Linked DNA regions of Mus musculus: all the other regions are linked to region 3. A link is a loop called in an ENCODE intact Hi-C map of the cell type or tissue named here. Cell type or tissue: heart. All regions are shown on one strand. Region 1 overlaps Atp8a1 (ATPase, aminophospholipid transporter (APLT), class I, type 8A, member 1). Region 2 overlaps Atp8a1 (ATPase, aminophospholipid transporter (APLT), class I, type 8A, member 1). Region 3 holds the start of Atp8a1 (ATPase, aminophospholipid transporter (APLT), class I, type 8A, member 1). Region 4 has its middle 18 kb from the start of Grxcr1.

Region 1 (8,000 bases), 49 kb after region 3:
ACCCATTCTCTAGAAGAATACTTGACTATAGATAGCAAAGGGAAAACAAGCTGGGAGTGTGAAGGAGCTTCCTTGAGAATTCGTGATCTGGGGTGAGAACAAGATGAAGCAAGCAGTTTTTGCATCATTGTGTTCTGGGCTGCTTTCCAGGCACTGACCAAATATGAGCGTGGTAAGAGCTCTCACACTTTCTTACCTACACTGGCCGCCATTGCACCATCATTGCTGCCCTGGCTTTGCCTGCTGTGAACACAGAACGCAGTATCCACTTATCGCTTCTATTATTCAAAGCCCTAGCATGTGGCTCTACTCGAGTGCTTCGGTTTTTTTCCTTGCAAGTCTAAATTACCTATACCACCTCTGACTTCTTTCCATCTGAGTTTTTATTGTGCGCGCGCACACACATACACACACATACACAGAGACAGACAGACAGACAGACAGAGACAGAGAGAGACAGACACAGAGAGAGATAAGGCAGGGGGTCTCTCCTTGTCTCCCCTGAACTAGGTTGTTTTTGCCAAAATCATCTCTGTGATGTGGCAACAATTGTCACTGTTACTGTAATTTGTATACCGAAGCCAGTCTCCATATGAATTCATAATGGTGGTTCTGCTAGCTCTCTTTTTAAATTATAAAACTATGTCTCCATTTTCTGTGGAATGCTATGAGAATCTCATGGAAAACCATGACATAGAGGACTGGGAAAAAGAGTTTGGGTACAGACTAAGGTAGTTGGAATAATTTATAATTGCCTAATGACTAGAAATGCTGTTTTAAAATCCCAGGTTTGGACATACTCCCTACAGGAATCTGTGTGTGTGTCCAGAAAGTGAGGTGTGCGAGACAGGGCCTCCTGCTGACCCCCTGGCTTGGTTCTATTGTTGGATGAGAGCCAATATTACTAGAGTTAGTTTTCATAATACCTTCTCTTACTATGATAGTGCATATTTTGTGAAAAACATACCTTTGTTTAATGAACTTTTTTTCCTGTAATTTAATTTTGTAGAAAAGGCTACATGAAATTCTTTTAACCTAGGTACCCTTTTCTAAAAAGATTCATTTTATTATTTTATTTTATGTGTATGGATGGCTTGTCTGTATGTACGTCTGTGTAGACATTTGTGTCTGATGCCGGTGGAGGTCTGAAGCAGGCATTGGATTCCCTCAAACTGGAGTTAGGATGACTGTAGACCACCACCCCAGGTCCTTTGTAAGAGCAACAAGTGCTCTAAATGGATGGGCCCTCTCTCTAGTCCCCCGAATCCAGGCACACCGTAAACATCACAAACGGACCTCCACCTAGAATTTCCTTCCTAATGCTACAGAGGCCTTTTCCAGAGTGGAAGAGAGGTAGTGGTTGTCAGCACTCTCACGGGAGCCTGAAGTGCGGGAAGTGGGTGGTTGCTTCCCCGCCCTGTAAACCACTTCTCTTTTAAAGTCCTCTGGAGAAAAGGCATCGAGGTGTTGTTTGGGTAATTCAATCTGAAGTGACCCACTAACAGGCCAGAGTCCATCTGCTTCAGTTCACTTCAGAGCTGACAAAGGATTAAAATAGCACCAATTCATGGGCCTATTGAAAAGAGAGAGCAGCACCTTCTGTCTCCCTGCAGGCTCCCCACGCACGATGCGCTCCTCGCATCCAGTGAGCCTGCACATGCACCTTGCTACATGGATGTCAGCTTACCTGTGTACAGTCCTTAGAAAGGATTGTTTCCCGGGGCTGAGAGTTATGTATGTGGATAACATGAATAACCTCACACATCTCAAAAGCTGGTAATATTTCCAAATCAGTTTGAATGTCTTAGGAGTGTGTGTAAGTTGAGCCCATTGGAAATCCTCCACTATAACCTTAAATAGGGAGTTGGTATTTATTTGTGGAGAAATACAGCCCAGCTTGTGTTTCATTTCTCCTATGAATTAAAGATGTACACAGAGGGACAAAGCCCACTGAGGACATATAGGAGCACAGTTGAATGGACAGGGGTCTGACTTCAGAATTGCTGCTTTGCCTAGCTCTTGGCTTTCCTTCCTGTGTAGGCATAACTCTCTCCCCTAGCCTTTCTTCGTCTTTCTTTCTTCCTTTTTTCTTTTCTTTTTTTTTTCCCGTTACACTTGCAGGTACTCCTACCTGTGTTAGCCTAACCCAAATGAACTGCATGTCCAGATTTCCTAGGAAAAATAGGTGTGATTGAAATATATGTATGACATTTGTTATTTTCCTCTAATCAGTCTGTCTTGAGCACCTCCCCTGTGCTACGGCCTATGCGGAAATACACAGTCTTCATTCCCGACCCATAGGATGTAGCTGCCGGCTTACTCGGTTCCTGAAAGTAACGATGGGGTTTTACATGGGAAAGGCTGCGAGAGAAATAAAGAGCCAAGACAAAGTTTTCTGATGAAGGCCAGTGTTTACTTAAGAGTCTGAGCTTATAAAGGGGAGGAACCCATCCTCCACCAAGCCAGGATCCCCTGCTTTGTCAGGATAGTGTTAGAACAGGTTCAGCCTCTCAGCAGGTGGTGGCGTCTTGGAGGAAAGCTGCAGGACAATAGACTTTACCTAGGTCGGAAGACTCCACCCTAGCAAGTGTGGCAAGCCAGGTCTGAGCAGCCTGCTCAAGGCTGAGGGAAGGGCGCAATAGGACATTATGACCAGGGAAGGGAGATAAAGTGAAGATGGATATACAAGCCAGAGAGTGTATTGAGGACCAAATGAGAGAAGTGGAATTCACAAATGACTTCTGGGAGTTTCATGATGAATGGTTGTTAAATGACTGAGCAGAGAGCTTGGGACACTAACTGTGGATGAAGGGCTACCTACCATGGGCAGCTCTGTGGAATGTGCGCAGACGTGAGATTACACCTGGGAATAGCAAATGATTGGCTTTGACATCTTCAGAGATGTATGTTGGAGAAGCAACAAGAGCATGGATAAAGACAAGTTGGGTTCATGGTTAGGGGAACTTTTGAAAACCCTGGTAAGAAGACTGGAAAAATTGTTGAAGGGTGTGAGTAGATTGCCAGTATGATTTTTAGAAGTTGACAGCTGTATAGGGCAAGGCAAGGCACGGCACAGAAATGGCCTTGTTTTTTTATTGATTAGGGATTGAAGCTAGGGTGACGACTAGGAAGACATAAGGGAACCTGTGGTAGTTAGATTCCCGTGGGCTGGAGGTGGAGGAAGGAAACCCTGCCAAGTTTTAGTGCTGACTTAAAGAGGGCCAGGCCTGAGCTAGCCGCCCCACCCTGCTTTTCAGAAGTCACAGGGCTTCATAGCGCTGAACTAAATCTATATCCAGTTTTTAACAGAACAACAGTTGAGGAGCTTTAAAAACAAAAGCCAAGGAATTGTGAAGTGATTGGTGGGGTCAGGCAGGAAGATTTTTTTCTTGTAAGAAATTTCTCAATGAGGTAAAGAAAAAAATGAATGGCTTATGGTCCATTGGGTACTAGAGATATTGAGAGTAGAGGATTGTGGGTACTAGAGGTTTTGAGAGTAGTGGATTGTGGGTACTAGAGGTATTGAGAATAGAGGATTGTGGGTATTAGAGGTTTTGAGAGTAGAGGATTGTGGGTACTAGAGGTATTGAGAACAGAGGATTGTGGGTACTAGAGGTTTTGAGAGTAGAGGATTGTGGGTACTAGAGGTATTGAGAATAGAGGATTGTGGGTACTAGAGGTATAGAGAACAGAGGATTGTGGGTACTAGAGGTTTTGAGAGTAGAGGATTGCTGGCCCATGTTCTTGTCCTGTTACTTCCTCTGTACATTTACTTTTAAGGTGCTGGCTCTCAAACTTGGTTATGACTCCGAGTCCCTCAAAGGGCTCCTTAAAACACAGATTGCTAGGGTTACCCAGGAGTCCCTGGATGCCTGGAATGGGATCTCAGCGCTGCTGTGTGACTGGCAATGGGACAGGCTTTGGAGGCCACTCTAGAGTTTTATAATTGAGATTATGGAAATGCTTCCAGCTGACTTGCTGCCAGTATGAACAGTCTACCCCAAGAGACATCAACTGATGACATTTTCTTTGTCCTTTGTGTCAGTAGAAGACAATGGTTTGACAATACACGTAAAGATTTAATTTGGCCTTTATAGGCAAGTTTAAACAAAATACTTACATGTGTGGTCTTTCTGGGCCACATGACGATTCCACCTTTGAATTGTCATTACAGTGAGAGTGTGCTAGGTGGGTGTATAAGGGCATTGGTTTCTTTTATTTACACAGGTCTAGAGGTCTTGGCTGCACTTAACATTCACCGTAACCTAAAATCCCTCTCAAAGGCTTACTTCCAGAGAGGAAATGAAGCGCACTTACCTTTCCTGTGTGTGTGTGTATATGTGTGCGTGTGTGTTTCTACTCCATTCTCTGTGATACGCTTTAAGATCTGCCTCTTTCTCCCTACTTTGGGAAGTAACTGGCTGCCGAAGGAAGAATAGCCAATAACTTTCAGAGACATTTCTAGTGACAGATTGCTTTAAATCGGGAGATGGGTGGCATCTTCTCTCTAGGAAGCCCTGAGCGTATAAAGGAGCCAGGTTGCAGTGCTTCCTGTCTGACTCCCAGGGCCTCCTCCAGGCCTTTGGTGAGGAAGGGCCCAAGGTCTCTAGAAGAATGTTTGCCTTTCACAGAAGAAACCCACTGCACCAAAGCTGCCAGCCAGTATCCCGCTGGGTTAAAATGGGCTCCTTTGAGGTGTTTGTTTAATGTCTGAGCCCTCCGGTGCAAGTCACCCTAATTAGACTGTGTAGAAACTGTAGCAGGTGTGTTTGGATGGCACAGGGTAAGGTGGAGGAGGCTCACAAAACTAAGAATGAGCTGTCAGAACACCTAGAGGCCATTTAAGAGTCTTTCCTGCCTCGGGTTTACTCTCCTTCCCCCAGAGCCATTAATCATCTCCACAGGAAGCCAGGTGGGAGTGTTGCTACCTTTGGACCGACAAAACTCAATAGTCTCTTGGCAAAGGACACTTCAGTATTTCCTGCTTTCTCCAAAGTAGTTGGAATGGAGCTGAGAAGAGACTACAGATTTAAAAAGCTCCGTTCCTGGTCCCTTGCCAGCACACTGCCTGTGATGGTGCTTGTTTTAATTGTTCTAAGGGCTAGATGTCAAGAACCAGTTCCAAAGGGGAGCCAGCAGTGAGCTGTGACTGACAGGTGTCCTTGGCTGCGGATCAAGCCTTGATTTACTCAAATGTTTCCTGTTGTGCCTGATTCTTTTTTTTTTTAACATCACCAAGTTCTGTACTGTTCTCAGAGCCTAAAGGGTGTGTAGCCTCAGGCTGTGTGTTTCCTTTATTTCTGCCCCTGGGGCAGAAGAAGTGGGGGAAAGGGTGATGAGAACAGCCTCATGTCTGCCAGGTCTTTGGTGCCGAAGACGCATGGAACGAGTGTTGAAAATCCGGATCCCGCTGCAAGTTCATAACATACTCTATTCAGTTCGGCTTTTAACTGTGCCGATACATAACGGCAGGATGCACATTGATTAAGCCAAGCGCGTGCAGACTTTGAACTATCAAGTATTCCCTGAATTGACACAGTTGAAGCGGTTTGTGTCTGTCTGGGTTGTGGTCAGTGCAGTGAAATTTCGCTGGTTGCTGTGGTGAATGTGTTGCTGTGGCTGCCTGAGGGAGAACTCTGGCTGTGTCTGATGTGAAGTGGAAGCAGACTACAACCACAACTCACGGACTTGCTCCTGCAGGGTACAGGCATGCAGATAAGAGTTCTGTGTCGAAGTGGATGCTCACAGTCAGCTAATGGATGGATCATAGGGCTCCCAATGGAGGAGCTAGAGAAAGTAGCCAAGGAGCTAAAGGGATCTGCAACCCTATAGGTGGAACAACATTATGAACTAACCAGTACCCCGGAGCTCTTGACTCTAGCTGCATATATATCAAAAGATGGCCTAGTCGGCCATCACTGGAAAGAGAGGCTCATTGGACTTGCAAACTTTATATGCCCCAGTACAGGGGAACACCAGGGCCAAAAAGGGGGAGTGGGTGGGCAGGGGAGTGGGGGTGGGTGGATATGGGGGACTTTTGGTATAGCATTGGAAATGTAAATGAGTTAAATACCTAATAAAAAATGGAAAAAAAAAAAGAGTTCTGTGTCACTTGGCCGTGGCACAGAGGAGAAAGCCCGAGTTTCCTCTAAGTGCAGCTGTCGGTTGGGTTGTGATAATGCGTTGTCTCTGGAGCATCTGTCAGTGTGAGTCTGAGCCTTGGCCTAGATCAGAGCAGGATGGGCTAGCGACTAGACTGTGCCATGAACCACCTGAATCTCCTCGACCCTCCACCCAAGAGCAGCTTAAGAAATGGTGCTTGGGAAATTGTTTGCCAGGGAAAAGTATACACTGATTTTGATGGGTGAGAAGTGTAGTTAGTAGATAGAGTGTTTTAAAAACCAGTCTAAGGGTGTATATAGATTGATAACTTACCTGATTGAACAAGCTACAGTCTGCCTTGATTGCCTAGTAGATGTAAACTGTGGGAACTTCTACCCAGGCTTCCCTGGGACCAAGATTTTTATATTTATCAGGGAAGTTCAAAATCCATGTCTTAGTGCAGTAGCAGGAACCTCATGTAGCTGTGCCTAGACATCGCCGACGTGCCTGGTGCTTTCCTGGCCTTCCCTTTTGTGTAGCAGCGCATCCTTTCCCTTGATGTGAACGTAGCCTATGTGGATTGAACTCAGGTACTTGATATTTGTGGCAGGCACCTTACACATTGAAATGTCTTGCTGTTCCCCTGCTTCACTAGCCTGACCAATTGTCATTCATATAGCCATGCCATTCAGTGTTTGTCACAAGCCAGTTGACTCTGTGTTTTGACCTTAATATCATTGTCAGGTATAAAACATATGTATGTATGTGTGTGTGTATACATATATATGTGTGTGTGTGTGTATGTATGTATGTGTATATATGTATGTATATATATTTATGTGTATGTATATTTTTTTCAAGAATAAAACATCTTTGAGTCTGACGGCATGGAATAGTCGTGCTGTGGTGAGGAAAAGCTGCAGCCTTTCTTTGGTGAACCCATTTGCCTTACTGGAAACATTTATTTCCAACTTGATGAAATGTGTCACTGAGAGCCAGGCATGGTGGCTCATGGCTAACCTGGTACTTGGGAGGTAGTACTTGGGAGGTAGAGTCAAAAAGGATAAAAAGTTTAAGGCCAGTCTCCACTTGTAACAAATTCAAGGTTATCTTACACTACATAAAGTGGTGGCACCTTCATTTAATCCCAGCAGCCAGGAGGCAAAGCAGGCAGGTCTGAATTCAAGGTCAGCCTAGCCTACTTAGAAGGTTCTGGGTCAGCCCACATTGTATAATGAGAGCCTGTTTCCAGAATGATAAAAGGGGACAGTGGGATGGTTCAGTAGGTAAGGTGCTTGCCACCAAACCGGAGGACCTGAGTTCAATACCCAGAACTACAAGGTGAAATGAGAGAGCCAACTCTCATAAGGTGACCTCTGACCTCCACTCAAGGGACGTACATACACATAAGAGTTAATGTAATGATTTTTTAAAAACGAAGGAGAGGGAAGATACAATGTCATTGACCAGCACTGCATTTAAACCTTTTTAGGTATGTAAATTTCTTTCAGTCCTCCATATTTTCCAATTACCTCCTCAGTCATAAAGCAACAGGAAACATTTGTGTGGAGAGAATGTACCTGCGGTCTCTGGTTGTCAGAGGCAGAGATTCCTGGTGATTAGAGCGAGGGAGCAGGCTTAGGGTCTGGAGACAGGAGTAGGGTTGGAAGACCACTCTGGAAGGCAGTTGGGACAGTAGCTGTGTTTACTGGAACCAGAAGAGTGGCCGCGCGCTATTTTTACATGTGAAGTAGCAAACATCTGCTACAGTGGCGTCAATTCAAGAGGACCAGATTAGATGGCAGAGCCGGAGGGGTAGCCCCAAGCTGACATCAGAGAACAGAGGGTGTTACTTCATCTCGTGTTACATAACACTTTTAATCTTTTTAGCAACTTAC
Region 2 (8,000 bases), 70 kb after region 3:
TGAGTTGGGGACTCACTGTTTGCCCAAAGCAATAAGAACCCTGACAAATCACTCCCAATAGTTTCTGACCACAGCAGAACTTTAATTTACCTTCATTCCATACTCAAGGGTGAAAAATGCTACCATATGATAATGAAAAATTGCAGTTTATGTTGTTTGAATTATAATGAGAGTCTCATAGTTATGAAAAAAATCACCCTACAAGATAGATAGATGTGTATTTGAGTCTCAGCTGTTCCACCCATCCTGAATATGTGACTCAGAAACATAGAATCTTAGATGTTTTCTTCCTTTCTAAATTATAAATTAAAGTGACTGCTCGCAGATATCATTTCTTCACTTGTACAGAGACTGCCTTAAGTAGGGAGAGGTTTTAACTGTGGGTTCCTCCTTCTTATTTTTATGCCAAAGCAAGAGCATCTAAGAAGTTGAGATGTCAATCAAACATGTAGAATTGATCAATACATTTTCTTAAATAACAGATAAAAACAAATATACATTTACCTCTAGTTTTATGCCATTTTGTGAAGATTAGAACTTTTTAAAAAAAAATTCTGTGCATTAATACAATGGGTTGTGTATATATATATATATATATTTTTTTTTTACTATCTTTCTATGCAGATAATTAACCAATTCCCAGTTTTCTTTCAGGTAAATGTTGGAGATATAGTTATAATAAAAGGCAAAGAGTATATACCTGCTGACACTGTCCTTCTCTCGTCAAGGTAGAGACACCTACTGATGCTCAAACAGTGTAGAGGATGGTTTCTCTACCCTGCATTGACCTTGTGATTTCTCCAAGGAAATAAAGAATAAACGAAGAATTTCAAAACCTCTCATGATTCTTAATTAAGCATTTACAAAACTGATTGGCCTCATGTGTGCCATATAGAATAAGTAACAGGTACTACATAACCCAGACTGAAAGTCGCCTCTTTCTCTGGCTCCAGCCAGATCCCTGTGGTGTGTGTGGACCACTCTGTTTATGAGTCCCTGTCATTTATATGATGCTGTCCATGGATTGGGCTCAGTTGCTTTTTTTTCTCTTTTCAGTCCTCACTTATAATAAATTCCTTTAATGTGCAGTCACCTCTCTCGCTAACTTTCCTATTCCTCGCAGTGAAATGATACAAGAGAATGGATGGGTGATTTCTTACTGTCATTGTGCCTTTCCGTATGACAGTTTTCCCACCAGACTGAGTACTTTATTCTTCCTTTCATGTCCTTTCTGTTACTGAATATAGATAATTTTTTTGTTGCATTCACATTTTAAGATAGTTGTGAATCAGTATTCAGAACATATGGCCTTAGGATTAAAAACTACCACACTAGTCCTTGTATAAATTTAGGATAATTTAAAACCTTACAATTTTAGTTCCGAAATAAACAAAGAAGAAATGTGTTTTAATGTACTTGAGGTTGTTTATCATCATTTCCTTGGACAGTTTGATTTGTAAAATCCACATAAAAATATGGACAGTGTCCTTTTTTCAAAATCTATTTAATCAGGTCATGATTTAAAATGATTGGATTATTTTTTACAAGCTAGTGATGCATAATCAGGGAGGCGGGTCATTCCTTGGCTATTTATAGAAACAGGTATTCCGGCGTTTGAAATAACTCAGGCTGTTTTGGTTTCCCTATGTGGCGTCTCTGTGTAGCACAAATGACTGTTTTCTTTAAGTCTGGCTTTCTGTCCTTAGTTACCTTTGTCGACAGCTTTGTCCGAGAGAGTTTCTAAGATGGCGTCATCAGCTTCCTGACTTTACTTGTCTACATGGGAGCGAGCTCGAAAGGAAGCTTCAGGTAGCTTCAAGTTCGAGGAGGAGTATCATGCCAGTTCTATTTTTTCATTAACTTTTAATCTGAAATGAGCAAACTGAAGTGTTAGCATGTAGCCATGAGTACATGTATGTAGCAGAAACATGGAAGAGAGCAACTATGGCTCTCATTCAAATCCAGGCAGATTCTTGGTATGACTTTCATATGTCTCTGGATACAAGGGCTTGCCCTCCTATACTCTCGGAACCACCACGTGTTACTTATACTTTATTAGTTATTAAATCACTTCAACTGGTGCAGTCATGGCCCCTCACAGCCTAAGACAGGAGTCTGTGCAGCCGTCCACTAAAGATAACACGATAGGGATGCAGTCAACTTTGAAAAACGTTTTGGAGCTGGAACAAAGTCACTTTTGTAGTGTATGAGAGAGGGGGCCGGACATACTTGTTTTTCAAATATCTCACAATTAGTTTTAAAATCATTTCTTTGCTGATTTGCGAGGAGTAAACAAAGTTCGCAGCAAATTGAGGAGTTTAAGGGAAGGAAATCTGTATGATAAAATAACTCTATAAAACGTTTTTATTTAATTTGATAAATGCTTATATGTAAACTTTAAAATGTTTTAAAGTTTCACTTTAGAAATTGAACATTGGACGGCTTAAAAAAAACCAAATGAGTTTATCTTTGAATGTTAAATATTTTCATTTCTCCCTTCAGGCCTGATCAAAATAAGTTTTGAAAAAAATCGGCATTAGACATTTTTATTAACATGAATCCTCTTCTATAATGATTTCAAACCTTCTGTCTCTTTTGTCCATTTGTTTGGTTTTTATTTTTTCTGTTATTCGTTTCTCCCCCCCCCCTCCCATTTTAATTCTTTTAAACTGGGACGTGTAGGTGGCAGTGGGGGAGATAGTGAAGGTGACCAATGGGGAACACCTCCCGGCAGATCTCCTCAGTCTGTCCTCAAGGTCAGAGCCTCAGAATGGGACAGGGTGTGTGTACGCGGGTCCTCGCCTTAAACCAAAGAACAACTGCACCCAAATGCAGTTGAGCTGGCTCTCCTTCTCTAACGCACAAATGCATATCCTTCTAGATGTGAATTGGAAATACTGTAAAGACGCTTTATGAGTATAGTTGCTGGATGTTCTTTGTCTCTCAGCCGGGCAGATTGAACTCCTATTACGCTCCATAGGAGTCCAAGAGATTTTAATCTCTCGTGCATTGAGTCACGTATGTTTTAACAACATGCCTTGCCTTTAAGGCTTTAGTTATTAATTCTCCAGGATACGGTATGTGAACAGTGTTAAGCTTTTCACGAGACAATCAATCGAAAACCGATTCCATTCTAAGGATGCTTTCTTATTCTATTTTAAATTATTTTACAAGTTCTGTGGAATTTCTGCAGTAACTGCGACTAAAATTTGGGCTTGTATAGGGTTTATAGAGGACCCCTGCACGAGGCTGGATGTCATATATTTTCATACTGCATGCTTTGGGCTCCGTCTTCATCCCAGCTGTAACTTGTGAACCAACGCACATTGCTGTGACCCGTGTCGGCCGTCTGCCGATGTCTGTCCTGTGGTGTGCATCTTGTTTCGTTTTTCCACTTACTAATCATAAAGCTTGCTTTGCCTCTGACCGTGGTTTGTGTCTTGGGTGTTACCATGACTTGCTGACGTCTTTATGAGCTAGCATGATTACTGACTCTGCTGCCTCTTCAGGGCCCTTAGAGCTACTGCAGTCACAGCTGTCTGAAGTCATTGTTAGGAATGTTCCAAATTGGGATGAATTTCATTGGCCTGGCATCAAGTGGAAGTCAGCCACTTAAACTTGCTAATTTCTTAATCCTTTCAAGCTCAATACAAATTGTTTTGTGTGGAGGGCAGTATTAGAAGGTTCTTTCTAGAAGTTTTACCCTAAGACTGGCTTTGGATAAGCATATTTATCAGTAACATTTTAATGAGTTTTACTGCCGAGATTAAAGACTTGGCAGTCTCAGTTGCTGTTCTATTTGTTGCCGTTTTTCTTTGTTAGCAGAGAAATGTGTTTTACAGCCTTTCCAATGACTATGTGGAAATTATAAAGTTGGGCAGCTGCCAGAGTGAGAATAACTATTGTGACCGTGAGTTGAAAATATTTTGGGGTGAATAGTTGAGACTGAAAATATTAATATGGAAAGATTTCTCTGATTGGGAAATAGCAGCCTAGGTGAAAGAAAGCTCGTAGGGAAACCTTGGAATGTGTGAGGTGACTTTAAAATTAATCTATAAAATTTGATTGATGTCTAAGTCTTTAAGTAAAGCTTTTGTTAATTTCAAGGGGACAAAATTAAGTTTATATGCTCATTTCTGGCACTTAGCGCAGTCTGGTTTGCACATGTACAAATTGGAGGTTGATTAAAAAAAATTCCAGTGTTTGCAACTTATAAATTTCTTTTCTATTTATAGTTATTTATCCGATAACAAACTAGGCTACATATTATGTAGCTAAGTGATAATGAGATTGGTTTAAGTTAAGAATACTTTTTGGGTTATCTTCAGAGTGCTTTTTTTTTTATAGATTTAAGGGTTAACTTTTTACAGTCAGGCCACACTCATACATCTGTAGCATCCAAGAAACAAAAAACAAACAAACAAAAACAGTGAGACGGCTATAATATAACTGGAGAACACAGGCCACAGGTCAACACATCTAGAGTTCACTTCAAACCTCAGATGCAGCTGCTTTAGGACAAGGAGCAATATGGCCAGGTGGACTGCTATTTGCTTCTCGGTCAGGCTGGGTTGATGGACCAGTTTGAATAGTGCTTGCTTATATACATGATGACCTGAGTCCAGTCCCTGAGACCCTGCATGAAAAAAAAAGCCCACTTGTGGTGTTGCACTTGTAAACCCACTGCTAAGGAGACAGACACCGGCAGACCCATTGAGCTCACTGACCAGTCAGCCCTGGTCTACTCTGCGAATTCAAGGCCAATGAGAAACCTTGCCTCAAAAATATATGGACAGCACCTGAGAAACCCACATCTCAGCTTATATTCTCACCTCCACACATCTGTATGTGTGCTACTCCACACACATGTACCAGGCCACAAATAACATGCATGAACACATACACACACACCTCTCAATCAAGTTTTTTTTTAATACTAAAAATATAAAGTGTAATGTCCACTTTCATTGTAAAATCCATCCTTTAAAAACAGCCTTGAGTTTTTACTATCACGTGGTCTATGCGATCTTGTGACCAAAGCTAAAAGGCTAAAATAATAAGTACAAGCTTGTAGATGGAGCAGTCTGGAAGTTTTTAATCAACCATTTTGCATAACCAATTTACATGTGGGCCATGAGCATGAAACAGGACATTTCTGAGCTGGAGATAAGTCTGGACGCAGACCTGCTTTACACTGGCAGAAACAGTCTGTGTTGTGCCTACATGGATAAGCGGTTTTAAAATAGGGTGGCTCTTTATGATGATATCTTGAAGACCATTACTGAGTGCTGTCAGGAAGTGGCTTTTGGGGGTCTTCTGGCTGGAAGGCTGATCCATGAGTGCCGTGCATGAGTTGTGCCTCACGCTGTCTTGCCATTAGAGTGAAACCCATCAAGAGGCTAGGTGGCTGTAGCTTTGTCTAGAATAAATGGCTTCGGTGAGTCTGAGCACTTAAGTAAGCTGGTCTCTTCCTTTCCTTTCCCAACTAAATCTTTGTTTTTCAATTATGAACAACAGTGAGCCCCAGGCCATGTGCTACATCGAGACATCCAACTTAGATGGTGAAACAAACTTGAAAATTAGACAAGTAAGTTCTATATATCAGCTCGTAGTCACAGTTCCGTGATATGTGTTTAGAAGCCTCTGTCTAAAAGGGATTCTGTCTGAATACAACTATTTTCTCTTTGAACCATTGTGAAAAATAGTTTGTAAACTGCTTAGAATTAAGTAGTGTGGGACTCAGATTTAGTTTGCTGGTTGAGTATGTTCCACTGTGAAATATTACTTACAATATTCTAGTTAATCTGTATAATAGCCAATGCTTGAAATGATAATAGTAGTAGTAGTATTTGTTAGTGTGTGTATGTGTATGTGTGTGTTTGTGTGTGTGTGTGTGTGTGTGTGTTTTAGAGAGAGAGAGAGAGAAACAGAAACAGAGAGGCAAAGAGAAAGACAGACGGAAACACAGAGAGAGTATGAATCCAAGTGTGTCCTCGTTGGCCTGGATTCACTATATAGATAGATCAATGGCCTCAAACTCACAGAGATCTACCTGCCTCTGTGAGCCCTGGAATTATCCCGTACCTGGTGTTCTAAGTTCTTTGACATGTTCACTTATTTGTTTTTCTTGGCCCCAGTTAGCATTGGGTTTGCCATACCGAACAGCCAAAATGTCCATTGCACTTTAGAAACACATTTATATAAATGTGGGGATATAAATTACTTCATATTTCTATATTGGGTTTTTCATATTATGTTCAACAGAAAACAACAGTAACATTTTCTTGATAAAGTTTTAAAAGGGGCATTTATTTTAAATACATACCCTTGGCTTCTTGATGGTTGACATCAATTCCAGTGAGGTGTTTTGGCGGCGGTAGAACTGGATCATTAGGAGGGAGCTAAGCTTAGATGGCTAAGGTGGATGTCCTCACTGCCAGTCACTTCCAGCTGAGGGAAGGACTCCTCCGAAGCTCTCTCCCTCTCAAGACAGGATGGAGTAAGAGAAGGAGAAAAGGAGGAAGGAAGACAAAACTTTTTCTTTGAATGCAAACTCTACTGTGTTTCACCACCTCCTTTAGACTTAGGAGACAGAAACCGTACAGCAGCCAGTATTGACTTTAGCTTTAGAAGTGATGCGCTGAATGCTTTAGAACTTTTATAAAAGTTGTATTATTTTGTGCTAAAAGTCTGTGCTCACATGGAGAAGAAAGGTACCCATAAATTACAGTTTGACAGTATTATGTAAGGGGAAAGAATTACTTGCAGAATGGTGCTAATCCTTATCTGTCTAAGAGCTTAGAAAGTACCCTACCCTCATAATGCTTACTTAAAATACTGTGTTTATTTGGGAATGTGCCAACAGGGCTTACCGGCAACATCGGATATCAAAGACATTGACAGTTTGATGAGAATTTCTGGCAGAATCGAGTGTGAAAGTCCAAACCGACATCTCTACGATTTTGTTGGGAACATAAGGCTTGATGGCCATGGGTATGTAAACTCCCATTCTCTGTGTCATCCTGTGCCACTGAGTGCCTACTACATCTGCTGACACAAGGTTGTCTCCTGTTCTAGATACTGACTTTCAGCAATAGTTTTAAGCATGTCTATATTTCAACTCATACATATCCTTTGTAAGGATGCTGAATCCTGACTCTAATTCATGTACTGTCATCAAAGACAGTCCCATGTTCCTGTCACTCTGGGAGCTGGATGTTTTCAGTGATATCCCAGGACTCTAGAATATTCTTTATGTGTAAATAGCCTGTGGCTGGTTCTTTGGCTGAATCTCCTGCCATGAACTTTCCTGTCCCAAGCCCATGGCCGCAGTCCAGTCCTTTGATGTCTAGATGCCCGGAGGAGTTCAGACTGTACCACAATAGCCAGATAAGTTTTTATCTCCTCTGTTTATGGTTTTTCCCTAGGCCATGCTATCATGTGTAGTCACTGGTTTCTGCTAACTGATTCTCATCTTTCCTACCACTTCCTTAACTTCCCATACCCATTTAACTAGAATTTAGTATACACTTGAGTTCTAGGTGTCTAGACGAGTGGTTCTTAACCCTCCCAGTACTGTGACTGGCTCTGTTCACGCAGTGTAATCTATGACATTCCCATGCTCCTCTCAGTCTGGCAGTTGGATGTTTTCAGTGATATCCCAGGACTCTGAACTATTATTCTTTATGGGCAAATAAATAGCCTGTGGCTAGTTCTTTGGTCCTTTAATATAGTTCCTCTCATTGAGGTGACCCTCAACCATACGATTATTTTTTTGTTGCTACTTCATAGCTGCAACTTTGCTACTGTTATGGATTACAATGTAAATATTTGTGTTTTCCAGTGGTCTTAGGTGACCCCTATTAAAAGGGTCATTCAATCCCAAGAGGTCATGGCCCACAGGTTGAGAACCACTGGCCTAGACCATTTACAAATATTACTTAGGCCGCTCTGAACAAACCAGATCAATATTATATTCCTGCCCTTTTGTCTCTTTTCAT
Region 3 (8,000 bases):
GGGATGTCACCACCCAGGATGGTCTGGGCCCTCCCCTGTCAATCACTAATTAAGAAAATGCCTTCTAGGCCTGCCTACAACCTGATCTTATGGAGGCATTTTCTTAATTGAGCTCCCCTCCTCCCAGATGGCTTTAGCTTGGGTCAAGGTGACATAAAACTACCCAGCACATTCCCATTTTGTTTTTTCTTTTGTAAGAGTTTTATAGTTGTTGTAACTTTTACACTTGGGCCTGAATCCATTTAGAATGAGTTTGAGCATATGGTACGAAGCAATGGTTCACTTTTATTACATCATCTGCTATAAAGACTTCTCTAATTGTCTGGCATGGCAAGTTCTTACACCCAGCAATGCCATTCCTTTGTACCTTTTTTTCTTTCTTTCTCCTTTTATGGTGTTTACTGTTCTGAAAGTCCATTATCCACGGCTGTAACAGAAGATGCTCGACTGGGTGATTAATGAAGCTCAGAGACTAGTTTCTTATATCTTTAGTGGTTGGGAAATCTAGCACTAAGGCAATGAGATCTAATGAAAGCCCTCTGTTCTGTTACTACACAGCAGAGGGTCAAGGGCATATGAGAGCACACACGGGGGGGGGGGGGGTCAACTCACTTTTCCCGCTCCCACAACAACATTTTGTTGTTAACCCACGTAGGAGAACACAGCCCTCATCCCTGATGTTGAAGTTTAAATACAGCTGATTCCTTGTGCCAATCAAGTTCTATGGGGTCCACATCCTTTTTTATAGAATCCAGAACCACCATCCCAGGGATGATACCACCCGCAATGGGCTGGGCCCTCCTCCATCCATCACTAATTAAAAAAATGCCTTCTAGGCCTGCCTACAGCCTGATCTTATGGAGGCATTTTCTTAATTGAGCTCCCCTCCTCTCAGATGGCTTTAGCTTGGGTCAAGGTGACATAAAACTACCCAGCACATTCCATTTTTTTTTTTCCTAGAGTAGTAGATCAGAGTGGGTATGTTTGCATCACTCTGGTTTTCTGCGGTTACTCAATAACACAAACCATCCTAATTAAAATTAGAATTAAGGGAAGAATTTCCCCTTAGCTCCTCTGGGGCGGTTCCTGAGAAAGTGATGAGCATTCATTATCTTGGAGCACAATGTAGTTGGTAACGAGAAGGGAGTCCAGGGGACACTACCATAAAGATGACTAGGAGTGGGCACAGCTGGAGTTCCTAACCTAATTTAGAAGGCCCATGGTGTCCTTAGATTGATAATTAAGACTCTGTAATTGAGCCGGGCAGTGGTGGTGCATGCCTTTAATCCCAGCACTTGGGAGGCAGAGACAGGCAGATTTCTGAGTTCAAGGCCAGCCTGGTCTACAGAGTGAGTTCCAGGACAGCCAGGGCTACACAGAGAAACCCTGTTTCCAAACAAACAAACAAACAAAGCATCTCACTGTCTAGACAATCTTTTTGTTTGACTGTTGTAGAGTTAGTGTCTTACTGGCCTATACTTGTTGCTTCTTGTCTAGCTGGAATGGAATGTCAGCCATCTTGTATTGATAGCTAGCTTTTTTCCCCCACTGCCTTCTAAGCCTAGCACTCGGGCCCAGGCCCTAACGTGAACTTAATGTATATTTTCTGCATAATGATAAAAAGTTATCCTTAAGGCGGCTGTCCTTAAATAGCCTGCTTCCTTCTTAGTCGGGTCAGCAGGCAAAGTAGTCACAGGACCTGAAAATGTTTAAATGGCTTGCTGACATCTGCATTCAACTGCAGATTCTGTAACAAGGTCATGTTGCTAGAACCAGAGTTTCCTGCCAGGGGCTGGCAGGATACACGTCTCACACAATGGAAGGTGAGATCTCTGAGCTCTGATACCAAGCTGATGCAGATTAGTGCACTTCTCAACCTCAATTACAGTGCTGAACCATGAAAATGGATGACTTTCTAACAACCGTGGGGGAGCAGATTTTCAGAAACCAAGGAGCTATGGTACTCCTGCCAATATGGATTCTGTGACAGGAGCATGTGGGAAAGAGCCAGGGGGAAGCCACAAGCTGCATCTTGCCATCTTGTCTGTATGAGAAACTGTTTTCATTTCCTATCTGAATGACCTAGGTTGTCAACTTGGCTGATGCACACATGTCAGGTGGCACTACAGAAAACAGGTACCATTGGAACTCACGTTAGATGGTTATTATAGTAAGCAGACGTGAATCTCACTGAAAGGCTCATAACAGTTACAGAAGGGATTGTTCATAAATCAAACAGATCATTTTTGGGTTCATAAAAATCTCATGTAAAATCTTAATCCGAAAACCACTCCCACTCCTACATTTGTTTGCTTACTTTTAAGCTGATTTTCCCTGCCCCTTGGTTCTTAGTCTTCCACTTGGTTTCAGACTCATTTATATCCATCAAGAGGAAGCCTGGTCCCCCCCCCCCCACACACACACACACACGAGATTATGGAGCCTAGGAGGAGTAAAAGCCGCCAGCGATGACAGTCTTGATAAGGCTGTATTCATTTTCTTTTTTTTTTCAAAGGACTACGGTTTTAAATTATGGCTATCGCTGGCACAGACACATTTACGTTTGAGTCTGCTCTAACCTAAGGAGATTCCAAGCACACTGGAAATAATATGTTTCCTTTGTTCTGATCCCAACCACTGAATAAGAGACAAGTGGAGAGGGTTCCTCATAAATATGTATTGACCGCCTGGGTATTAATGTGAGTGAGTGAGGTAGAACTCTGATTAGTGAATGAGATCTTCCGGGAAGTAGAGGAACTATCACGAATGGAGAGAAGATGCTATTAGCGGATTTTATTTATTTGTCTTTTTCCTTATGCTCGAGTTGCAGTCATATCTCTCTCTCTCTCTCTCTCTCTCTCTCTCTCTCTCTCTCTCTCTCTCTCTCGTTCACCCTCTACCCATCTCTCCTTTCTGGATCTCAAAGGAATACTAATAAAAAGCCTTGCTACAGGCTCTTTCCGCTAGGTGCCCAGAAGAACAGTACACGAAGCCAGTACCTTTTACCTTTATTCCTTTCTTACCCTGCTCAGGAGCTTGCTAGACACAAAGCTCCCCTCATCCTATCTCGAGGCTGAAATCGGGAACAAATTAAAAATACTGCATTTGTTTCGACTTGTTAGATTGGATTTTACTACACAAAATAAAAGGCACTGAGGTCGTGCTGGTCTCTAGGACATAACGACTTGTAATTAACATCTTTATGGATTTTATACCGACGCCCCACTAGGCTTTGAGGATAAACTACTGCATCGAACTTTCTGGAGCAGAAACCACAAACAGCATAATTTTTGCTTGGTTAACCACGTGGTCAACAGTTGGTTTGGTTGCAGTTTCAGAGCCTTAACAGGTTGCAGAGGACGAACTGGTGGGAAGTACGGGCTCACACACCCACGCAGGTTGTGTGGCTGGAAGCCTTAAAACGACAAGAGGAACCGTTCCAGTGGCTTCAGGTCTCACAGCCTGCTACTACAGAGGGTTCACGTTCATCTCAGGCCAGGAGTCAGGCTGGGTGTTGAGATAGGCTAGGATTCCACTCAGAGGGCGAATGCAGGGTCCCCCCACATCAGCAGAGACGTCACCCACAGAGTCTCAGAGGCTTAGACTCAAGCTGCCCACACCGAACCCAACACCCTGGCGCTGAGGACGGTCGGTTCTATCGCATTGTAGAGCCAGAAGGTGGCTGTAGGGGATGCCAGAGCTTTCAGAGCTAAAGAAGCTCTTCCTCTTTTATTAAGGCTTGGGACACTTGTACTGGCCTCAAGGAGGGCCGAGGTGGGCCGAGAAGCCGAGAATGCTAGATCGAAGTCCCCTCCCCGCGGATGGTACGGTCCGAACTGGGCGGGACCTGGAGGCTCGGCGGCCCTGTCCCCGCCCCACTCCAGGAGGCCAGCGAGTGAGCGCGCGCCCCGCAGACCCCGCCCCCGGCGCCGTCCCCGGCTCCGCCCCTCGAGCCCGCTCCTCTGCCACTGCGGGGAGACCTAGGCGGCTCTGCGGACGCAGCTCCTTCGCCGCCTTCCCCCTCCCGTCCAGTGCCCAGGCGGCTCCTGGCGGCGACGCTGCCCTGGGTGGGAGGCGCGGCCCCGCGGCAGCTGAGCCCTCTGCGCGGCGCAGCCAGCTCTCCCGCCCGCGCGGCGCCGTGACAGGTGCAGGGTCCCCGCCCGAGACCCACCTGCAGGGGCTGTCGAGATGCCGACCATGCGGAGGACAGTGTCGGAGATCCGCTCGCGCGCGGAAGGTGAGTGACCGCCGCAGCAGGAGGCTGTGCGCCCAGAGTGCGTGGGGGCAGGTGCTAGCAGCCTGGGGTCTGACGTGAGTGTGTGTGTGTGTGTGTGTGTGTGTGTGTGGCCGGGAAGAGACACCTCATCCCATCTACACCCCCTCCTCCTTTTCCCAGTAGTCTGGTTGTCGCCCCTGATCGCCAGTGAACCCTTCCGCCAGCTCTGCCTTCAGCGCACTAGCAAATGCTTTCCAGGATCCAAAACCTCGGAATTTATGCGCTGGCGGGAGCCCCAAGGTTTCCTTTACACCGCAACGCGACTGTTCAGTCCTTGTCTCCCAGAGCACTCGCCCGGCTCTCCTCCTTCGCCAACAGCGCACAATCTTTGCAATCTGCCTGTTCCCAGTGAGTTTACCCGTGCCCATGAATAGATCCCTCCAACCTACTATCTCCAGCGCCCACCATTGTGTTGCCCCCACATCACAGCTTCCCGAAGAGCGGGTTTGCCATTCCCAGGCGTCGCAGATTCTTTGATCCACTGTTCCCAGCATCTCTAGGCTGGAAGAGCCTTAATTGGGTTTGGGTGCTCAGTGGATACCAGGCTGCGTTCCAGTCTCTGCACTTCTGCCCCCTGTGGCTCACCGGGCTCTAGTTTGAGGTTTCATTTTTGTTTTTCATTTTTGCTTGAAGCCTGCACTTCGGCCGACTGAACTGACTTGAGTAAGGTGCATGCTGCTTTTGTTGCTCCACCCAGGGCCAGCTGTTGAGTGGTTCCACTTGTAGGAAGTGTGCAACAGATGCCCTAGGTTATGGGCTAGGACGCTTTGGCAAAGACTGAGATGGTGCTGTGCACCCTGATTGAGGAGCCCTTCTCCTCCTGTCTGGCGTGTGGCAGGCTTTCAATAAACACCTCTTGGTTTTACTAGGACAAAAAGGAAACGGTATACTTTTATTTTCTTTCTTTTGTTTGTCTGTTTTTCCATTCCAGTAACTCTGCCCTTCAACGTTGTGGAATGGCACTATTTTGAGAAATAATCTATCTTGTTACCGTCACTGATTCTCATCCCTGCCCCCATCTTGACCGTGAGATAGATGATAACGGGGTGGTGGAGGTGGAGTAGAAGCAAGGAGAATAGGATTTCTGGGGGCGGGAGTAGTAAGAGCTGTAAGGACCTCATGTGAAAAATAGGAATTCCGGGCTCTAATATGTAGGCAAGAGACAAGGGAATCAAAACTGACCTGCATCTTAAGAATTTAGTATATAAGCGTATTTTTTTTTCAATTTCGAGGAAAATGAATGAATGCACTAACCACAGTCTGAATGATAGAAGCAACAAAGTTAGGATAACTGGTGTTAAAATATTATTTATCACGCCAGTTGATGTTTTTAAATACTAGCAACCAGCAGGTCATATATTAAGGGGGAGGGAGGGAAGAGAAAGAAATCTAAAGGCAAGGTAAAGCTGCTGTCACTTTGACAGAATATACAGTAGCATGGAGAGGCAGCGGTAGGCACCTCCTGTGTTCAGAGCGCTTTCACAACAATTGCCTTATGGGGCTCTTGCACCACTTCTGGAGGCTGTTGAAAGTGGAGGAGGATGGCTGAGGAGACCTGGCTCAGAATGGCTCAATGAGTTGATCAAAGGGAAACAGCTAGTTCAGTGATATACTGTATCAGGGGCTCAGAAAGAAAACAAGCGCTCCTGCTGCTGAGTCTGTGCAGCCCTGAGTATCCATCGGTGTCAGGGTCCTCCTGCTGCCTCCGCCTCCGGAATGACCCTTCTTCCGGATTGGTTGATTTCACTTTAATATGAGCCAGCAGATAATATCTCTGGGACTGGGGGCTGGGAGGGAGGAGGAGGGGCGTGGCCTGTTGATTGGCCTTCCACAGGTTCCTCTCAGAGGGAACAATCTCCTTTGACAGCTCTTTCTTGCTAGATAAGGCCTTATTCTAAACTGCACTCACCCTGGCCTCCATTAGAACAGGATGGGCGCCTGACACAAAGGCAGCCAACCCCAATCGAGTCACAAGTTTGTAACCTTGGGGATTTGTAAAATAAATAAATAAATAAATAAATAATTTCCCATGCTACTATATCACTACTGGGGAACTTAAAGTTAGAGGAAGAATGAAAATCGAAGCCAAAGGGGGCAGAATTGAAGGGGGCTAGTAGGAGAGAAAATGGATGACTGTAGTATGCCCTGAAAGTAATACCAAATTAGGCAGCAGGAACTGGGTAAAGAGCCTCAGTGGAAGAGATCTAGTATGGAGGCCTGACCTTAGGCCCCCTGCCCTAGTTTGCTATTCAGAAGTCTATGCAGGGTTAAGGCATTCCTCCTCATTTGAAGCGACTTGTGTGGATTTCTGTTCCCCCAGTCTAGATTGGCCCGACGCACAGCTACTGTGCACTTGAAAGTTGTTTACAGCCAAGGTGTAAAGAAAAGGCTTAAATAAAGTGGGCAGCAGATCCTCTTAGTGGGTAGGTTGTTAACTGAACACAGGACTTGCTGTGGGTGGCACACATGCTATGGAAGTGTAGGACTTCGGTCTTTGCTTAATAATGAGCCAGTGAGTAGGTAGGACTGACTGCAGAGCCCACTTGTAGTGCCAGCTTCAGGTGTGGAGGATCAGAAGGGGATCGTGTTAAATGTGGATCCTGATTAAGGAGGTCCAGGTGCTAGAACAGTCACACTTAGGACAGGTTCAAAGGTCATGCTGCTAGCTGCAGATAGCAGGCTCTTCAAGGACATTGCCATCTGTTTCAGAGCTGGAAAGTGGTGAAGGTAATCATAATGGCTTGAAGGAAATGGTTAAAAATGAGCAAGGCTTACATGAGACTTCAGGAATGTGGCTACGGGCTGAGGGAAACCCCGGAAGGAGGAGGGGGTAGGTTTGGACAGGTGGAGTCCTGCTGGATCAGAGCACTGTCAATGCCAAGTGAGTCACTCGGATACACAGCTGATGAGTATTTGGAAAAGGTCTTAGATTTTGCCTAATCTAATTCCTCACTGAAGCATGCTACTGATATACAGTCACTGCCAGCCTCCACAGCCACTGTGGAGCCAAATCCTTGTAACAAAGTGGCACCCCAAACGAACCATGTCAGGTCAGACAAGAAGCATGGGGAAGGGTTCTGCTGGTCAGGCGCTGTGGCTGATGGGTCATGGAGTAGTGCAGAGAAAATGGGGACGGAGAACCAGAGAGAGTTTGGAGTAGTTTACATGGGCATTCTTCGGCACATATCTGTCCAGTTCCTGTAAGAGCCCACCTAGGTGTGAGGGGTACCTCAGTGTGCACATCGCTATGAAGAAGGAACAAAGCAAAACCCGTCAGATTGTTGAGTTTTGTTATTTGATAAAAGTTGTTGGAAAAACAGCCAAGGCCAGATGTGTAAAGTGGGTGAATAGACCTGAGGATGAAGGAGGCTGGGTGGGCTCGCCTTCCTAATTTGCTGTAGACCTGGGGAGAGAGTGTTGCAGGTAGAGGGACAGCCAGGGCAGAAGCCTCAGGGCAGGGGAGTCTGGGGTGTCACAGGTACACAAAGGTTGAACTCTATAGGGAGTGAAGGGCAAGAGCCAGACAGCAGACACACACACACACACACACACACACACTCACTCTCTACTTTGTTTTTGAAGAGAGGGTTCTCGATCAATAGCTTTTGTTGTTGTTTTTTATTTTCACTTTACGAAATGAGATCCCAGTGCCTGAAAACGAAGCTTCTTAGGTGGTGCCCTGAAGAAACTGTGGGTGTGGACCCACCCAGGTGCCTCCTGGGGT
Region 4 (8,000 bases), 170 kb before region 3:
TATGATAAAAACTTCAAGACTCTGAAGAAAGAAATTAAAGAAGATCGCAGAAGATGGAAAGATCTCCCATGCTCATGGATTGGCAGGATCAACACTGTAAAAATGGCTATCTTGCCAAAAGCAATCTACAGATTCAATGCAATCCCCATCAAAATTCCAACTCAATTCTTCAAAGAATTAGAAAGGGCAATCTGCAAATTCATATGGAATAACAAAAAACCTACGATAGCAAAAATCTTCTCAAGGATAAAAAAACCTCTGGGAGAATTACCATGCCTGACCTAAAGCTGTACCACAGAGCAATTATGATAAAAACTGCATGGTACTGGTATATCGACAGACAAGTAGACCAATGAAATAAAATTGAAGACCCAGAAATGAACCCACACACCTATGGTCACTTGATCTTTGACAAGGGAGCTAAAACCATCCAGTGGGAAAAAGACAGCATTTTCAACAAATGGTGCTGGCACAACTGGTGGTTATCATGTGGAAGAATGCGAATTGATTCATTCCTATCTCCTTGTACTAAGGTCAAATCTAAGTGGATCAAGGAACTCCACATAAAACCAGAGACACTGAAACTTATAGAGGAGAAAGTGGGGAAAAGCCTCAAAGATATGGGCACAGGGGAAAAATTCCTGAATAGACGAGCAATGGTTTGTGCTGTAAGATCAAGAATCAACAAATGGGACCTCATAAAACTGCAAAGCTTCTGTAAGGAAAAATACACTGTCAATAAGACAATAAGACAAAAAGGCCACCAACAGATTGGGAAAGAATCTTTACCTATCCTAAATCAGATAGGGGACTAATATCTAATATATATAAAGAAGCCAAGAAAGTGGACTCCAGAAAATCAAATAACCCCATTAAAAAATGGGGCTCAGGAGGAGGAGGAGGAGGAAGAAAGAGGAGGAAGAGGGAGGAGGAGGAGGAGGAGAGGAGGAAGAGGAAGGAGGAGGAGGAGAAGGAAGAGGAGAATAAGAAGACCATCAGCTGAGACGTGAGCTCTATAGTTGCTATGCACTGCTCTGTATTCTGCCTACCTAATGTTGCACAATGTATCTGAAAAGTGTTTTATTTTATGGCTTAAAAAAAACGGGGCTCAGAGCTAAGCAAAGAATTCTTACCTGAGAAATACCGAATGGCTGAGAAACACCTGAAAAAATGTTCAGCATCCTTAATCATCAGGGAAATGCAAATCAAAACAACCCTGAGATTCCATCTCACACCAGTCAGAATGGCTAAGATCAAAAATTCAGGTGACAGCAGATGCTGGTGAGGATGTGAAGAAAGAGGAACACTCCTCCATTGTTGGTGGGATTGCAAGCTTGTACAACCACTCTGGAAATCAGTCTGGCAGTTCCTCAGAAAATTGGACATGGTACTACAGGAGGATCCTGCAATACCTCTCCTGGGCATATATCCAGAACATGTCCCAACTAGTAAGGAAGAAACATGCTCCACTATGTTCATAGCAGCCTTATTTTTAATAGCCAGAAGCTGGAAAGAACCCAGATGCCCCTTAACAGAGGAATGGATACAGAAAATGTGATACATTTACACAATGGAGTACTACTCAGCTATTAAAAGGAATGAATTTATGAAATTCCTAGGCAAATGGTTGGACCTGGAGGCCATTAATCTGAGTGAGGTAACCCAATCACAAAAGAACTCAAATGATATGTACTCACTGATAAGTGGATATTAGCACAGAAACTTAGAATACCCAAGATATAGTTACAATTTGCAAAACACATGAAACTGAAAAAGAACGAAGACCAAAGTGTGGACACTTTGCCCCTTCTTAGAATTGGGAACAAAACACCCATGGAAGGAGTTACAGAGACAAAGTTTGGAGCGGAGACAAAAGGATGGACCATCTAGAGACTGCCATATCCAGGGATCCATCCCATAATCAGCCTCCAAACGCTGACACCATTGCATACACTGGCAAGATTTTGCTGAAAGGACCCTGATATAGCTGTCTCTTGTGAGACTATGTCGGGGCCTAGCAAACACAGAAGTGGATGCTCACAGTCAGCTATTGGATGGATCACAGGGCCCCCAATGGAGGAGCTAGAGAAAGTACCCAAGGAACTGGGGGCAGATCTGCAACCCTATAGGTGGAACAACAATATGAACTAACCAGTACCCCGGAGCTCGTGTCTGTAGCTGCATAAGTATCAGAAGATGGCCTTGTCTGCCATCATTGGAAAGAGAGGTCCCTTGGTCTTGCAAACTTTATATCCCTCAGTACGGGGAAATGCCATGGCCAAGAAGTGGGAGTGGGTGGGTAGGGGAGTAGGGTGGGTAGAGTCTGGGGGACTTTGGGGATAGCATTTGAAATGTAAATGAAGAAAATACCTAATTAAAAAAATTAAATTAAACAAAAAGAATCTGTGATCTCAATGTTGTGTAAAAATTTCTATCTATCACAACTGATTGGGATAGAATAGTTCAGAAATTCTCAGCAGTTTGTCCTGGAAGCTTGTAAATAAAAATTCCAGGTTTCTTCATTGTATCTTTATCGTGGAGCTAAAATGGGCAGAGGGGTTGTAGAAACACATTGTTGTTACCTGGGAGCAGAGACAGCATAAATCACACACACCCAGAAACTGTCCTTGAGTTGGCATTCCTAGGAGAACCAACAGCCATGGAGGTATAGCTCCATTTTCTAAGTTCTAAAATTCCAAAGACCCTATAAAAAGATGGGGGATGTGTCTAGATGAGTAAAAGTACTTTTCATTCAAACCTGATTCTCTGAGTTTGGATACACAGAACCAATTTAAAAGCCAGCCACAGCAGCGTGGATCTGTCATCGTAATGCACTTCCTACAAGAAAAGAGAGGAGAGCTGGAAACAGGCGAAGCTCCAGATGCTGTGTGCCCGATAACACACAGAGGTGAAGTGACCCTGTCTAAAACAAGATGGAAGGTGTAGATCGGCACTCAAAGGTCCTCTGACCTCTACACAGTGCATATGTGCCGTGATTCACATATACTCCCACCCACACTCGTGAACAAGCAGAAACATACACTCACCTATGCGATGCACTTTTTACAGCCTATTCAGTGGAGAGCTTCATCTGCAGCCCTCAGCAGGTGTGTTTTGAGCTGCTCACCTGAACCACTCTTCTCCTCCCCGAGTCTGGCTAACAGCTTGAGTGACTGAGCAATGGGAATACAATCTCGAACTCAGATTACAGAGAAATAGAACATAGCAATTCTAGGCTCTTCAAAGGCAGACTGAGACGGAGGAAATAGCTGTCTTGATTCTTGGCTCTTCTCAAGACTTGGTATTATGCCCTGCCTTATGTTGCTGAACTTTATATCCCTGTATACTTGAACTCGTTTGAAGCTTCATGTGGCTTCCAATCAACCTCTGAGGTGCCAGGGAAAAATTCATCAAAGTAGTTGCTCCTTCCTATTACCAAACTGCACCAAAATTCCAATGCAAGCGTACTATCTTTCTGGAACTAGTAAGTATGATAGATTGAATTTAAGTAGATGAAGCATTTGAGTGAAATGATGGTGATGGTTTAGACTACTTTGGGAGTTTTGCTTGCTCTTATGTGTTGAGTGGTCATTGCTTTTAAATGGGATCCTGTCACAAATGCTCATCTTTCCCATCTTCTGCACTGCTGCCACAATCTCCATCTCTCTCAATAGGGCTACCAACACCAGAACATCACCTATGCTTCCTTGGAAACATCACTGGTGTCTTCTTCCTACATTCAGAGTCCCCACCTCAGCCCAGCTCCTCTGTTGAGAACCTCCCTCTCAATTATAAGATCTAGGTGTATCACAAATCTACAAACCAGCTTTGACTTCTATATTTTCTAAAGCATGAAAAAGCATAGGTCAAAAAATCCAAAGGGATGAAAGTAGACTAGTGAGCTCCCCTAAAACATTTGAAAGATTAACATCCATTTCTTATGCTCTTCTGACTAGCAGTTTCATAAAGTTCCATGGTTACTTTCACCCCCCATCAAAGTGTTTCCATGGGATATTTTCCCTTCTCTCTCTCCCATTCTAATTGCCTCCTTCCTTCCTCCGTCCCCTCTGTTGGTGAAATATTTTGTTCCATCTTTCTCCACTTCCGATTTTTGGGCTCTGGCACCTGGTGAGCACATGAATGTTCTTCAGTTGTAGAACGTGATGCAGCTGGCCTTTTATGGGAAATGGAAAGAGGCAAAACCCTTCTCTGATGGCGTGCGGGCTCATCTGGCTTTTTAAGACTTGTCTTTATGATTCATATTGTAAAGACCTCAATGACATTCTCATATCAAGAGAGCAGCCATGGCCCTGAGAGCAACCCCTTGTCATAGAAGCAGATGGAGCTGAATCGCCTTAATGGTACATTTAATATTTTATGAATGAGCTCTAACCTCTGAGAACCATTTCATTCAGCAAGGCTAGGTTGTAATTCAGTCAGCGATTCCTAAAATATGGTTACTTAAAAGTCTTTCTTAAACTGTACCAACTGTAGCACAGCATGATCTCCCTTATAATTCGATTATTTTATACCCCCTTTACTATTCTGAAAGAAAACGGATAGCTGTAAGTTCCACCCCCATAGAGACAGCCCAATCATCCTACAGTTTCTTCTCCACAACTCTTAAACAAAAGTCAAGTTCTGGAAACTGACAGGATTGATGTGTGATAACAAAATTTACATTACAGCTGATCCAGACATACGATGAGACACCTAAAAATCCCTGGACAGGGCTTCCCTTAATGACACCACCAACCACAGCCACCTACCACGTAAGCAACAGCATGCAGCAGTTTCCAGAATGACCCCCAGGGGGCAGTGCATCCCTGACCGAGAGGCACTTATGTAATTTATCTTAAGTTTCTCCTGAAGTAGTTCTTAGCCCAGCTCCTTCTGGTGCTTTAGAATTCCCACATGCTTCCCTTCCCTGTTTTCTTATAGGTGTGATTAGAATTCCCTCGGGTACATCTACTGCTCCTTCCTCAGAACACTGGTGTTACTCATTGTCTCCACAGTGGATTAAATCCAATGTCTAGCTCCCATGTCCTGCTAAGCAATCAGGATTCAAAATTCCTTAAGCTCCTGCCCTCAACGAACCACTGGCATAGAGAGAATAGAGATGGATAAATCTCTAGTTGTTGGCTGTTGTTGTTGCTGCTGCTGCTGCTGTTTCACAAATGATACCAGCACTGGAACATACAACTGATAAGTTGCTTTTTGGCCTGGGAAGACAGACAAGTAGAGCCTATTTTTGTGGCCTATTTAGAGGGTTTGAACGTTTGCTGTTTTGAAAGCTGAATTTTTTTTTTTTTTTTTTTTTTGGCCTGTAAACTTGTAGTCTTTCAGAAGCCAAGATTTACAATATCCAATTATGAAATCATATTTGAATACAAGAATCTGGCTGTGTATAAATTATTTGGAGTGAGGCACTCCATTCTAGTCAGGCTACTTCCATTTTTGGATGCTTTATAAATAACAGTGTTGATGATATTTATTATGACTGTTTACTAAGAAGTGTCCTGTGTGTTACTTCTTTCAGCCCTTAAAACAAACCTGCACAGTATAAAATATATTCCCAATTTTACACATGAGGAAACCAAGGCACAGAAACATTAAAAGTATTGCTCAAAGTTATCAAAATAAGAATTGACATGCAAAACGAATTCCTGCAGCCTCGCTTTAGAATGTTGGGATATCAGAAATGAAAACCCAATTTCCCAATGTTGCTCTCTCTCTCTCTCTCTCTCTCTCTCTCTCTCTCTCTCTCTCTCTCTCTCATTTCTGGCTGAATGAAACCCCTTGTTCTATTTCTGGAAAATATAAAAAGCCTCTTATCTTTTGTGTTTCCGTGTGTGGTGAACTATGCGCCCTCAGTCCTGTGCAGTGGAAAGTTTTCATTTTCATGTCTCTTATGAACCCGCTGGAAGATCACATAGGAACAAATAAAATTCCTGGGAGTAGAAAGGCAGCCAACATGTACTTGACAGTGGCATGTCCTTTACAGATCTGGCTGTGGTATTGGTGGATGTCCTTAGGAAGCAAGAGGTTCAACATTTTGCAGTGATGACTACTAATTTGTTTTAAGAAACATCATGTCTCAACAACTATAACATTCCTACAACTTCTAGGATATTTATACTCCTTTAAAGGAATAGAAAGAGCAATTGGTTGGATCTGTTATACTGCTGGGCCAATTGTAGGAATGAGATATGGGCAAAGCTCAGAGAAGGAAGGAGAAGGGAGCTCAGAAATAATACTCCATTGTTTCCATTCTCAAAGAAGAAAGTCAAGGAAGCCATATGGATAATTAGGGAGACTTTGCAAATTAAAACTGTGTTTCAACGGACACATTTTTCCCTTAACACTGCCCCATGCTACCATGCCTCACGATGACCTACAAGATCATATTTACACTCTTCAATTAAATCTTAAATTGCAATTATTTTTATTGATGTGCTCTGTACATTGTTGACTACATGGCCTATTGAGAGCACCAGTATCATTGAGGGCTTTCGTTCCCAGTCTTTTCCCCTGATAAGTACTGGGCACCTGCTCCTCCATTATTCTCCTGTCCGTAGCACACCTGCTGGTCTCTAGAGCATCTGGCTTGGCAAAGTTACCTATGTATTTGCCTTCGCCTCTCTAATTACAATTCAAAGCCACTGTTTTATTTGGGAAGGAAAGACTAAAATAAAACCTAATCAAGAGAAAGGAAACGATCGAGTCCTAAACAGAGAGTCATGCAGTCATGCTGGTAGAAAGAAATAGGCTAATTAAGAAAATGAGAGCAAAGGGGACATGCAGGAGAGAGAGTCAGGGACAGTGGCATCAGGACAGAGGGTCAGGGAGCACTGTGACAAATTCAGACCTGACTTTCAAATGAGCACTTGTGTTCAAGGAGGGGTGAAGCAGATAAGGCCCCATAGCAGATAAGTCAGGCATGGGTTGTGTTCAACACAAGGCTAGGTTGAGGTAAGGGACTGGTCTGAGCAGGATTCTCAGAAACCGCCCTTCAGGTAGGGACTCTGTCATGTGCCCATCATGATGGTAAGGAAAGATCTAGAAAAGGCTAAGCAACGAGTAGCAGTTTTGGGGACCATAGAGGGTATGTGACGGTTCAGAGTCAAGACCCAGGAACAGCAGGGATTGATGTAAGAAAAGTAAAATCCCAGTTACCTGGACACGGCCAACAGCATGGTACGTGGATGCAGTCAGTGCTTACTGGAGTTTTGCCCTCGGCTGCCTGATGGACGAGGTTCACTCATTTGTACTGAGTCTTATTCTATATCCTATAGTCTCAAAAAAAGGGGGGGGGCACAAGCTCAAAACTCAAAGCTGAACCTCAGAAAACTGAAGCTCCCCAGATCACATGTAGCATGTGGAGCAAAGTGACAATAAATAAAGAAAATAATGACAAAGGAAAACATGGCAGTTGAATGAGTATCACAGCATCAGTATGGAAGCAGACCTGTAGCCCAACCTTGACAGCCACCCACCCCCAAAAAATTCCATTTTGAACTGAAGCAAACAGTTTTGAGGAATTTTTATACACTTCTCTATAAAATTAAGACATAAAAATGTAGAAAGTAGGAGAAAGGGGGAGAGATCGTAAGCCATGTACCTGAAATATCCCCATATGATCTAAAGGTTTAGAGTTGTTGTTGTTGTTGTTGTTGTTGTCATTTTTACTTTTCCTGGTTGTTGTGTATAAACTTCCTAGGAATGACCCTAATTATGATTTAGACCTTAAAGGTCTCCCCAAAGTCAAGTCTCTCCACCTAATGAGAGTGTTAGGAAAAGATAAGAGGAGAAAGGAGAGTAGAGTGAAAGAGGGTGTAAATGTAATGAAAATACATCGTGAATATATGGACGTGTTGTTCAGTTCATATCCACAATAAAACAGCCTTCATTGTAGCACTACTGTATGATGCTTGAATCTTTAGGAGGTAGGGCTAGAGACAGGAAGTTAAATCATAAGAGACCCATCTTTGAAGGGCATA

The links. Hi-C counts contacts between places; a loop is a spot of excess contacts. Peaks named below come from ENCODE experiments on the same cell type or tissue, not always from the same donor. Only the 100,000 strongest peaks of a DNase experiment are listed, where the experiment ranks them.
Region 1: it touches region 3 in a loop (2.9-fold over the local background); 10 of 42 quality-filtered maps call a loop at or near these places.
Region 2: a loop joins it to region 3, with 5 times the contacts of the local background. A loop is called at or near these places in 12 of 42 quality-filtered maps.
Region 4: a loop joins it to region 3, with 5 times the contacts of the local background. A loop is called at or near these places in 13 of 42 quality-filtered maps.

Annotation. Positions count from the first base shown.
Region 1 is chr5:67,794,497-67,802,496 of GRCm38, reverse strand. All of the region lies in intron 5 of Atp8a1 (ATPase, aminophospholipid transporter (APLT), class I, type 8A, member 1), which reads left to right. Among named protein-coding and RNA genes, the nearest start is that of Gm52816, 32 kb to the left of the region's middle. In heart, a CTCF peak has its summit at 4,849; DNase peaks (open chromatin) are centred at 4,986 and 7,866.
Region 2 is chr5:67,773,716-67,781,715 of GRCm38, reverse strand. It overlaps Atp8a1 (ATPase, aminophospholipid transporter (APLT), class I, type 8A, member 1), which reads left to right. Exons shown (of 37, transcript NM_001038999.2): 7 at 2,683-2,756; 8 at 5,518-5,587; 9 at 6,866-6,993. Among named protein-coding and RNA genes, the nearest start is that of Gm52816, 53 kb to the left of the region's middle. In heart, a CTCF peak has its summit at 3,517; a DNase peak (open chromatin) is centred at 3,395.
Region 3 is chr5:67,843,399-67,851,398 of GRCm38, reverse strand. It overlaps Atp8a1 (ATPase, aminophospholipid transporter (APLT), class I, type 8A, member 1), which reads left to right and starts at 3,968. Exons shown (of 37, transcript NM_001038999.2): 1 at 3,968-4,237. The coding sequence starts at 4,189. In heart, CTCF peaks have their summits at 3,695 (motif pointing right), 3,992 and 4,824; DNase peaks (open chromatin) are centred at 3,918, 4,918 and 6,048; H3K4me3 peaks cover 3,274 bases; H3K27ac peaks cover 3,560 bases.
Region 4 is chr5:68,009,667-68,017,666 of GRCm38, reverse strand. No RefSeq gene overlaps it. Among named protein-coding and RNA genes, the nearest start is that of Grxcr1, 18 kb to the left of the region's middle. In heart, a CTCF peak has its summit at 4,801 (motif pointing right); a DNase peak (open chromatin) is centred at 4,806; H3K27me3 peaks cover 248 bases.